Regions from separate parts of the Homo sapiens genome. Here region 1 is linked to region 2. A link is an interaction called in ENCODE POLR2A ChIA-PET data of the cell type or tissue named here. Cell type or tissue: PC-3. All regions are shown on one strand.

Evidence for each region. Peaks named below come from ENCODE experiments on the same cell type or tissue, not always from the same donor. Only the 100,000 strongest peaks of a DNase experiment are listed, where the experiment ranks them.
Region 1: POLR2A ChIA-PET joins it to region 2 with 7 read pairs; 4 of 35 experiments call an interaction of 5 or more read pairs at or near these places.

Annotation. Positions count from the first base shown.
Region 1 is chrX:24,038,215-24,043,214 of GRCh38, reverse strand. No RefSeq gene overlaps it. Among named protein-coding and RNA genes, the nearest start is that of KLHL15, 14 kb to the right of the region's middle. In PC-3, no CTCF peak of the experiment used is centred here; no DNase peak of the experiment used is centred here.
Region 2 is chrX:23,818,317-23,823,316 of GRCh38, reverse strand. No RefSeq gene overlaps it. Among named protein-coding and RNA genes, the nearest start is that of SAT1, 38 kb to the right of the region's middle. In PC-3, no CTCF peak of the experiment used is centred here; DNase peaks (open chromatin) are centred at 746 and 2,706; H3K27ac peaks cover 3,231 bases.

The DNA of each region.
Region 1 (5,000 bases), 220 kb before region 2:
TCTTTTCTTTTTTTTTTTTGTGACTGAGTCTCGCTCTGTCACCAGGCTGGAGTGCGGTGGCGCCATCTCAGCTCACTGCAACCTCCACCTCCCGGGTTCAAGTGATTCTCCTGCCTCAGCCTCCCAAGTAGCTGGGACAACAGGCACGGGCCACCACGCCCAGCTAATTTTTGTATTTTTAGTAGAGACAGGGTTTCACCATGTTGGCCAGGATGGTCTCCATCTCTTGACCTCGTGATCCGCCCGCCTTGGCCTCCCAAAGTGCTGCGATTATAGGCATAAGCCACCACTCTCAGCTGTTTTTTGACTTTTTAATAATCACCATTCCGACTGGTGTGAGGTGGTATCTCACTGTGGTTTTGATTTGCATTTCTCAAATGATCAGTGATGTTCAGCTTTTTTCCATATGTTTGTTGGCCGCATGTATGTCTTCTTTTGAGAAGTGTCTGTTCATGTTCTGTGCCCACTTTTTAATGGGGTTGTTTGTTTTTTATAAACAGCTATTTCACACCAGAAAAAAAATATAAGGAGAGGTGAATAAATAAGAATTTATGTTGTCTGGGCCGGGTACAGTGGCTCACGCTGTAATCCCAGCAGTTTGGGAGGCCGAGGCTGGCTGATCACTTGAGGTCAGGAGTTTGAGACCAGGCTGGCCAACATGGCAAAATCCCGTCTCTACTAAAAAATACAAAAATTACCTGGGCGTGGTGGCACGTGCCTGTAATCCCAGCTACTCGGGAGGCTGAAGCAGGAGAATCACTTGAACCTGGGAGGCAGAGGTTGCAGTGAGCTGAGATTGTACCACTGCACTCCAGCCTGGGGAACAGAGTGAGACTCCGTCTCAAAAAAAAAAAAAAAGAATTTAGGTTATCTGTGTGTTCATTGAATACTTAAGTAAAATTTAAATGAACATGTGCTTTATATCACGTAAATTTTAGGTACAACAATTTACCTAAAATAGGAAGTTATGTTTCAGTAAATGCATGCATTAGTTAAGTGATGGTGAAAATTGGAGGTATTCCCTGGAATCTTACATTCTTTTTTTTTTTTTTTTTTTTTTTGAGACAGAGTCCTGCTGTGTTGCCCAGGCTGGAGTGCAGTGGCACAATCTCAGCTCACTGCAACCTCTGCCTCCTTGGTTCAAGCAATTCACTTGCCTCAGCCTCCCAAGTAGCTGGGATTACAGATGTGTGCCACCAGGCCCAGCTAATTTTTTTTTTTTATTTTTAGTAGAGACAAGGTTTCACCTTGTTGGCCAGGCTGGTCTCGAACTCCTGACCTCAAGTGATCTGCCTGCCTCAGCCTCGCAAAATGCTGAGATTATAGGCGTGTACCACCGTGCCTGGCCTTAATCTTACATTCTTTTTTTTTTTTTTTTTTTTTTTTTTCTTGAAAGGGAGTCTTGCTTTGTCCCCCAGGCTGGAGTGCAATGGTGCCATCTCGGCTCACTGCAACCTCCGCCTCCAGGGTTCAAGCGATTCTCCTATCTCAGCCTCCCAGGTAGCTGGGACTACAGGCGCGTGCCACCACGCCCGGGTAAATTTTTGTATTTTTAGTAGAGATGGGGTTTCACTGTATTAGCCAGGATGGTCTCGATCTCCTGACCTCGTGATCTGCCTGCCTCGGCCTCCCAAAGTGCTGGGATTACAGGCATGAGCTACCGCGCCCGGCCCCATTCTAAATATACCAGCCAATTACAAAAACCTATTGAGGTGATTAAAATGCTGGGGAATTATATAGTGGCAATGATTGCACATCTTTGTAAATATGCTAAAAACCAGCGAATTGTACAGTTTAACCGGGTGAATCTTAGGACATGTGAATTTTATCTATATATAAAAAAATCTGGCAACACCACGCCAGTGCACTCCAGGCTGGGTGACAGAGTGAGACCCTGTCTCAGAGAGAAAAAAAAAAATCTAGGCCAGGCGTGGTGGCTCATGACTGTAATCCTAGCAATTTGGGAAGCCAAAGCTGGAAGATCGCTTGAGCCCAGGTGTTCCAGACCAGCCTGTGCAACATAGGGAGACCGCCATCTCTACAAAAAATACAAAGATCAGCTGGGCACAGTGGCTCACGCCTGTAGTTCCAGCTACTAGGGAGACTGAGGTGGAAGGATCGCTTGAGCCCAGGTGGTTGAGGCTGCAGTGAGCCATAATCAAGCCACTGCACTCCAGCCTGGGCAACAGAGGAGACCCTGTCTCAAAAATAAAAATGAATAATAAATCATAAAATCCAGCCGGGTGCGGTGGCTCACGCCTGTAATCCTAGCACTTTGGGAGGCTGAGGCAGGCGGATTGCCTGAGCTCAGGAGTTCGAGACGAGCCTGGGCAACACGGTGAAACCCCATCTCTACTAAAATACAAAAGAAATCAGCCGGGCGTGGCGGTGTGCGCCTGTAGTCCCAGCTACTCGGGAGGATAAGGCAGGAGAATTGCTTGAACCCGGGAGGCAGAGGTTGCAGTGAGCCGAGATCGCGCCACTGCACTCCAGCCTGGGGGAGAGAGCGAGACTCCGTCTCTACAAAAATAATAATAATAATAATAATAATAAAATCCATTGTCAATAGGCAGAATAATAATATGCTTCATTGTCAGAAACATTTATTGGAAGTAGAAAAGTCATAGGAAATAAAATGTTTATTAATTTAAAAAATGGTTAACAATTATTGGCACCACCCGAACAAGTATTAACTTTATTTAATTCTCACAAAATCCAATGAGGTAGATCCTGTTATTCCCATTTTACAGGTGAGAAAGCAGTCCTAGAAAGGTTGAATAACATGCCCAAGATTCTACAGCTAGTAAGTAGCAGAGGTGGGATTCATAGTCAAGTATGAGTATACTTTTTTTTTAAAAGCTTTATTTATATTAAATTTACATACTATAAAATGCACCAATTTTAGGCCAGGCGGAGTGGCTCACGCCTGTAATCCCAGCACTCTGGGAGGCCGAGGTGAGTGGATCACTTAAGGTCAGGAGTTGGAGACTAGCCTGGCCAACATGGTGAAACCTTGTCTCTATTAAAAATACAAAAATTATCCAGGCAAAGTGGCGCGGGAGTGTAATCCCAGCTACTTGGGAGGCTGAGGCAGGAGAATCGCTTGAACCTGGGAAGTGGAGGTTGTCGTGAGCTGAGATCGCGCCACTGCACTCCAGCCTGGGCAACAGAGTGAGACTGAGTCTCAAAACATAAATAAAATAAAATTCACCAATTTTGAATACACAATTCCATGATTTTTAGTGAGTTTACAGAGTTGTGCAACCATCGCAACAATCCAGATTTGGAACACTTCCATCACCCCAAATAAATCCTTTGCATCTATGTTCATTCAATCCCTGTTCCCATCTCCAGTCCCAGGCAATTACTAATGGACTTTCTTTCTCTAAAGATTTGCCTTTTCTAGACATTTCGTTTAAATGGAATCATATAATATGTGGTCTTTTGTGTCTGACTTATTTCATTTAGCATAATGATTTCGAGGTTCATCCATGTTATAGCATGTATGAACATGATGTTGAATAAAATTTCATATCACATTTTATTGATCCATCACGAGTTGAATAGATATTTGGATTGTTTTCACTTTTTGGCTATTGTGAATAATTCTGCGAATGAAAATTTGTGTACAAGTTTTTATGACAACATATTGTCATTTCTCTTGGTAAATACCTAGTTGTACAATTGCTGAGTCCTATGGTAAATCTAGGTTTAATAGTTTGAGAAACAGGCCGGGAGCGATGGCTCACCCGTGTAATCCCAGCACTTTGGGAGGCCGAGGCAGGTGGATCACCGGAGGTCAGGAGTTCAAGACCAGCCTGGCCAACATGGTGAAACCCTGTCTCTACTAAAAATGCAAAAATTAGCCAGGTGTGGTGGTGGGCGTCTGTAGTCCCAGCTACTCGGGAGGCTGAGGCGGAAGAATTGCTTGAACCCTGGAGGTGGAGGTTGCAGTGAGACAAGATTGCACCATTGCACTCCTGCCTAGGAGACAGAGTGAGACTCCCTCTCAAAAAAAAAAAAAAAAAAGTTTGAGAAACATTTCAGTTGTTTCCCAAAATGGCTGTATCGTTTTACATTCCCACCAGCAGTATATGAAGAAGGCTCCAGTTTCTCCACATCCTCATCCACCCTTGTTTTTTGTTTCGTTTTGTTTTTCAGACAGAGTCTTGCTCTGTTGCCCAGGCTGGAGTGCAATGGTGCAATCTCAGCATACTCCAACCTCCATCTCCCGGGTTCAAGTGATTCTCCTGCCTCCCGAGTAGCTGGGATTACAGGTGTGCACCACCATTCCCGGCTAATTTTTTTTTTTTGTATTTTTAGTACAGACTTGGTTTCACTATGTGGGCCGGGTTGGTCTCGAACTCCTGACTTCAGTTGATCTGCCTGCTTCGGCCTCCCAAAGTGTTGGGATTACAGGCGTGAGTCACTGCGCCTGGCCCCTCACCAACATTTGTAATTGTCTCTTTGTTTACTATAGTCGTTCTAGTGGCTATGGTTTTTTTTCTTTATTATTATTATTATTATTATTTTTTGAGATGGAGTCTTCGTTCTTTCGCCCACGCTGGAGTGCAGTGGCACGATCTCAGCTCACTGCAAGCTCTGCCTCCCGGGTTCACACCATTCTCCTGCCTCAGCCTCCCGAGTACCTGGGAATACAGGCAGGCGCCCGCCACCATGCCCAGCTAATCTTTTGTATTTTTTAGTGGAGACGGGGTTTCACCATGTTAGCCAGGATGGTCTCGATCTCCTGACCTTGTGATCCACCCGCCTTGGACTCCCAAAGTGCTGGGATTACAGGCGTGAGCCACCGCGCCCGGCTTTTTTTCTTTTTTAAAGGAAAGATGGGGTCTTGCGGTGTTGCCCTGGCTGGTCTCAAAATCCTGGCCTCAAGCAATCCTCCTGCCTTGGCCTCCCACAGTGCTGATATTATAGGCATGAGCCACCATGCCAGTTCGGTGTGGTTTCAATTTGCATTTCTTTAATGACTAATGGATGTT
Region 2 (5,000 bases):
GTCTCAGCTACTCAGGAGGCCAAGGCAGGAGAATCACTTGAGCCCAGGAGTTTGAGGCTGTAGTGAGCCGTGATCATGCCACTGCACTTCAGCCTGGGTGACAGAGCGAGATTCTGTCTCAAAACAAAACAAAAAAAGGCTTTGGCGGTGAATCTCTGATAGGCTTCTCTGGGCAGAAGCATTGCACACGTGTGGCTTCAGTTTTGCTGCTGGAGAAGGGAGCATGCTCAACGTGTGCCCTCCCGGGTTGGGAGGGAGAAAGCATGGGAAGCCTGTGTGTGGATTTCTCCAGACTCTGCTGTGTCTTTTTCCTTTGCTGGTCCTGTCATGAATCCTTTGTTAGGATAAACCTAAGGCATGAGAACATGTATGTTGAGTCCTTTGAGTCATTTTAAGCAAATCTTGAGGACCCACCACCGAAAACAGCATGTTAAGATGGTGTTTGTTTTATGTCATGCCATCTTGCCATCAGCTTTAGAAGAACATAAATAAAAGGACCATTATATTTACATTAAATATTTCCAGGTCACAAGACATTAAAAAAACTGTTTTTATTCATCTTCTTCAAGCAAAGAGAAAGTAGTTTTTGAAAGCCACAGAAAACTCTAAGCTCCCTTGTTTAGACCAAATTAGTGATTGGGTTTTTTTCCTGATTCTCACAGTAGAGTCTTTCTTCCTTCCCTCACGCTATGGAGGCAAGCGGTTTGGGCTGGTTCATAAGTAAATAGGTCATAAACTGCACTCCATTCAAAAGTGACGTCTTTATGAAAGCATTTATTTGTCCTACAGAGAGAGCACTGGCTCATTTCAAATATTGTTCTCAGCCTAGATCAGAATGCTAAAGAGCACACATTGCACATTTTGTTTTAAACACAATAGTTTAATTGTTTGTTTCTTAGTGGTGCCATAAATATTTCCCTGGGAAAGCACTACCAAATAGGTGAGACTTTTAGAAGTCTGTGTGGAATCATACACCTAAATGTCGTAACTAAATCTGTTAGACTTTCAGAAGACAGCATAGGAATAAATCTTGGAAAAGGAGTAAATCGTGATCTTGGGTTAGGCAGTGGTTTTTTAGATACAACACCAAAAGCACGGGTGACAAAACAGATAAATTGGACTACCTCAGAATGTAGAAACTTTTGTGCTATAAATTATACCATCAAGAAAATAAAAAGGCAGTTGGGTGTGGTAGCTCATGCCTGTAATCCCAGCACTTAGGGAGGCCAAGGCAGGTGGATCACTTGAGCCCAGGAGTTTGAAACCACCCTGGGCAGCTTAGCAAGACCCTGTCTCTACCAAAAAAATATCAAAATTAGCCAGGCGTGGTAGCACACACCTGTAGTCTCAGCTACTCAGGAGGCTGATGGAGGATTGCTTGAGCCCAGGAGGTTGAGGCTGCAGTGGGCCATGAGCCTGGGTGACAATAAAACCCTTTCTTTAAAAAAACAAGCTGAATGCAGTGGCTCACACCTGTAATCCCAGCACTTTGGGAGGCCGAGGTGGGAGGATTGCTTGAGCCCAGGAGTTCGAGACCCACCTGGGAAACATAGCAAGACCTCATTTCTATTAAAAAAGTAATAAAGAAAAAAACCCATGGAGTACAGGAAAATATTTGTACATAGATCTGATAAGAGGCTCGCATATACAGAATATTTAAAGAACTTTTACAACTCAACAATAAGAAAACAACCCAATTAAAACTGAGCAGAGGGCCAGGCGCGGTGGCACAAGCCTGTAATCCCAGCACTTTGGGAGGCCAAGGCGGGTGGATCATCTGAGGTCAGGAGTTCAAGACCAGCCTGGCCAACATGGTGAAACCCCGTCTCTACTAAAAATACAAAAATTGGCCAGGCGTGGTGGTTCACGCCTGTAATCCCAGCACTTTGGGAGGCCAAGGCGGGTGGATCATTTGAGGTCAGGAGTTCAAGACCAGCCTGACCAACATGGTGAAACCCTGTTCTACAAAAAATGCAAAAATTAGCCAAACGTGGTGGCACACGCCTGTAATCCCAGTTATTGGGGAGACTGAGGCAGTAGAATCCCTGGGAGGTGAAGGTTGCAGTGAGCTGAGATCGTGCCACTGCACTCCAGCCTGGGCAACAGAGCGAAACACTGTCTCAAAAAAAAAATTAGCCGGGTGTGGTGGCATACGCCTGTACTCTCAGCTACTCGGGAGGCTGAGGCAGGAGAATCACTTGAACCCAGGAGGCGGAGGTTGCAGTGAGTCGAGATTACGCCACTGTACTCCAGCCTGGGCGACAGAGTGAGACTCCCTCTCAAAAAATAAAACAAAGGATTTGAACAGACTCTTTTTTTTTTTTTTTGAGATGGAGTCTTGCTCTGTCACCCAGGCTGGAGTGCAGTAGCACGATCTCAGCTCACTGCAACCTCTGCCTCCTGGGTTTAAGCAGTTCTGCCTCAGCCTCTTGAGTAGCTGGGACTACTAGCGCACACCGCCATGCCTGGCTAATTTTTTGTATTTCAGCAGAGGTGGGGTTTCACCGTGTTGCCCAGGCTGGTTGCGAACTCCTGAGCTCAGGCAGTCTGCCCACCTCGGCCTCCCAAAGTGCTGGGATTACAGACATGAGCCACCGTGCCCAGCCTGACAGACATTTTTAAAAAGAAGATATACAAATGGCCAATAAACCCATGAAAAGCTGTTCAGCATCATTAGTCATCAGAAAAATGCGCATGAAAACCACAAGGTGTCATTTCATACCCACTAGGATAAAAAAGATAAGAACAGGTGTTGACAAGGATGTGGAGAAAACAGTTTGGCAGTTCCACAAAATGCTAAACATGTGACCCAGCATTTCTTCTCTACTGCAGTATATACCCAAGAAAAATGAAAACACATGTCCACACAAAAGCTTGTACATAGATAGCCATAGCAGCATTATTTATCATAGTCACAACAGAAACAATCAAATGTCCATCAACTGATAAATGTATAAACAAAATGTATTTCCATACAATGGAATATTATTCAGCCGTAAAAAAGAACGAAGTACTGGTCAAGTGTGGTGTCTCACGCCTGTACCCAACACTTTGGGAGTTAAGACAGGAGGATCACTTGAGGCCAGGAGTTCAAAACTAGCCTGGGCAACATAGTGAGACCTCACCTCTACAAAATTACAATTAGCTGGGTGTGGTGGCACATGCCTGTAGTCCTAGCCAGTCAGGAGGCTGAAACAGTAGGAGCACTTGAACCCAGGAGTTCAAGGTTACAGTGAGCTATGATTGCACCACTGCACTCCAGCTTGGGTGACAGAGCAAAACCCTGTCTCAGAAAAAAGTACTGATCCATGCCACGTCAATGACACTTGAAAACATTATGCTAAAGTGAAAGAAGCCCATCACAAAAGAGCACATAGTGTATGATTCCATTTATCTGGAATGTCTGGAATAGACAAGTACAAAGAAACAGAAAGTAGATTCATAGTTGCTTAAGACTCCAATGATTGGGGGAGGGCGGAGCATATCAATCAGGGTTCAACTAGAGAAACAGAACACGTAGGAGATGTATTTTGAGAGGTTTATTGCAAGGAGTTGGCTTAGCCGACTGTGGGGGCTGGCCAGGCTAGTCTGAAATCCATAGGGCTGGTAAGCAGAAAGGGCAGCTGGAGTTTTCAGGCATGAGTGGAAGCTGTGGTCCATAGATGGAATTTCTTCTTCAGGCAAACCTCAGTTCAGCTCGTAAGGTCTTTCACCTGATTGAATCAGGCCCACTTATATAGAAGTCAACTGATTATGGACTTTTTTTTTTTTTTTTGAGACGTAACCTCACCTATAGCTGGAACTACAGGTGCGTGCCACCACACCCGGCTAATTTTTGTATTTTTTAAATTATTTTTTTGAGATGGAGTCTCCCTCTGCCACCCAGGCTGGGGTGCAGTGGCCCAATCTCGGCTCACTGCACCCTCCGCCTCCCAGGTTCAAGCGATTCTCCTGCCTCAGCCTCCCGAGTAGCTGGGATTACAGGCATGTGCCACGACGCCCGGCTAATTTTTGTATTTTAGGAGACACGGGGTTTCACCATGTTGGCCAGGCTGGTCTTGAACTCCTGACCTCAAGTGATCCACCTGCCTCGGCCTCCCAAAGTGCTGGGAATACAGGTGTGAGCCACAACGCCCAGCCTCATTATGGATTTTTATCACATCTACAGGATAACCTTCACCAAAGCTCCTAGATTAGTATTTGATCACCTGGGGACTGTAGTCAAGTTGACACATAAACTGGCATGGAGGGGTGGGAAGTGACTTCTAATGGTGTTTCTTTTTGGAGTGAGGTTGCACAATTCTGTTGAAAATTATTGAATTGTACACTTTAAATGGGTGAATTATGATATGTGAATTATATCTCAATAAAGATGGTTTTTTGTTGTTTTTTGAGACGGAGTCTTGCTCTGTCGCCAGGCTGGAGTGCAGTGGTGCGATCTCAGCTCACTGCAACCTCCGCCTCCTGGGTGCAAGTGATTCTCCTGCCTCAGCCTCCCGAGTAGCTGGGACTACAGGTGTGCGCCACCATGCCCAGCTAATTTTTGTATTTTTAGTAGAGACGGGTTTTCACCACGTTGGCCGGGATGGTCTCAATCTCTCGACCTCATGATCTGCCTGCCTCGGCCTCCCAAAGTGTTGGGATTACAGGCATGAGTCACTGCGCCCAGCCAAAGATGTTTTTTAAAACTGCGTATTTGCACACCCCTGTTCATAGCAGTACTGTTCACATTAGCAATGAGGTGGAAGCAACCCAAATGTCCATTGACAGATAAATGGATAAACACGTGATATGTGTATACAGTGGAATGTTATTTGGTCTTAAAAAGGAAGGAAATCTTGTCACATGCTACAATATGGATGAAAAAGGAGGACTTGTTGCTAAGTGAAATTAAGCCAGTCACAAGACAAATTATGGGCGGGATGTGGTGGCAAAACTCCATCTCAAAAAAAAAAAAAGCTAAGATGGTAAATTTTGTTTTTTACAATAATAAAATAATG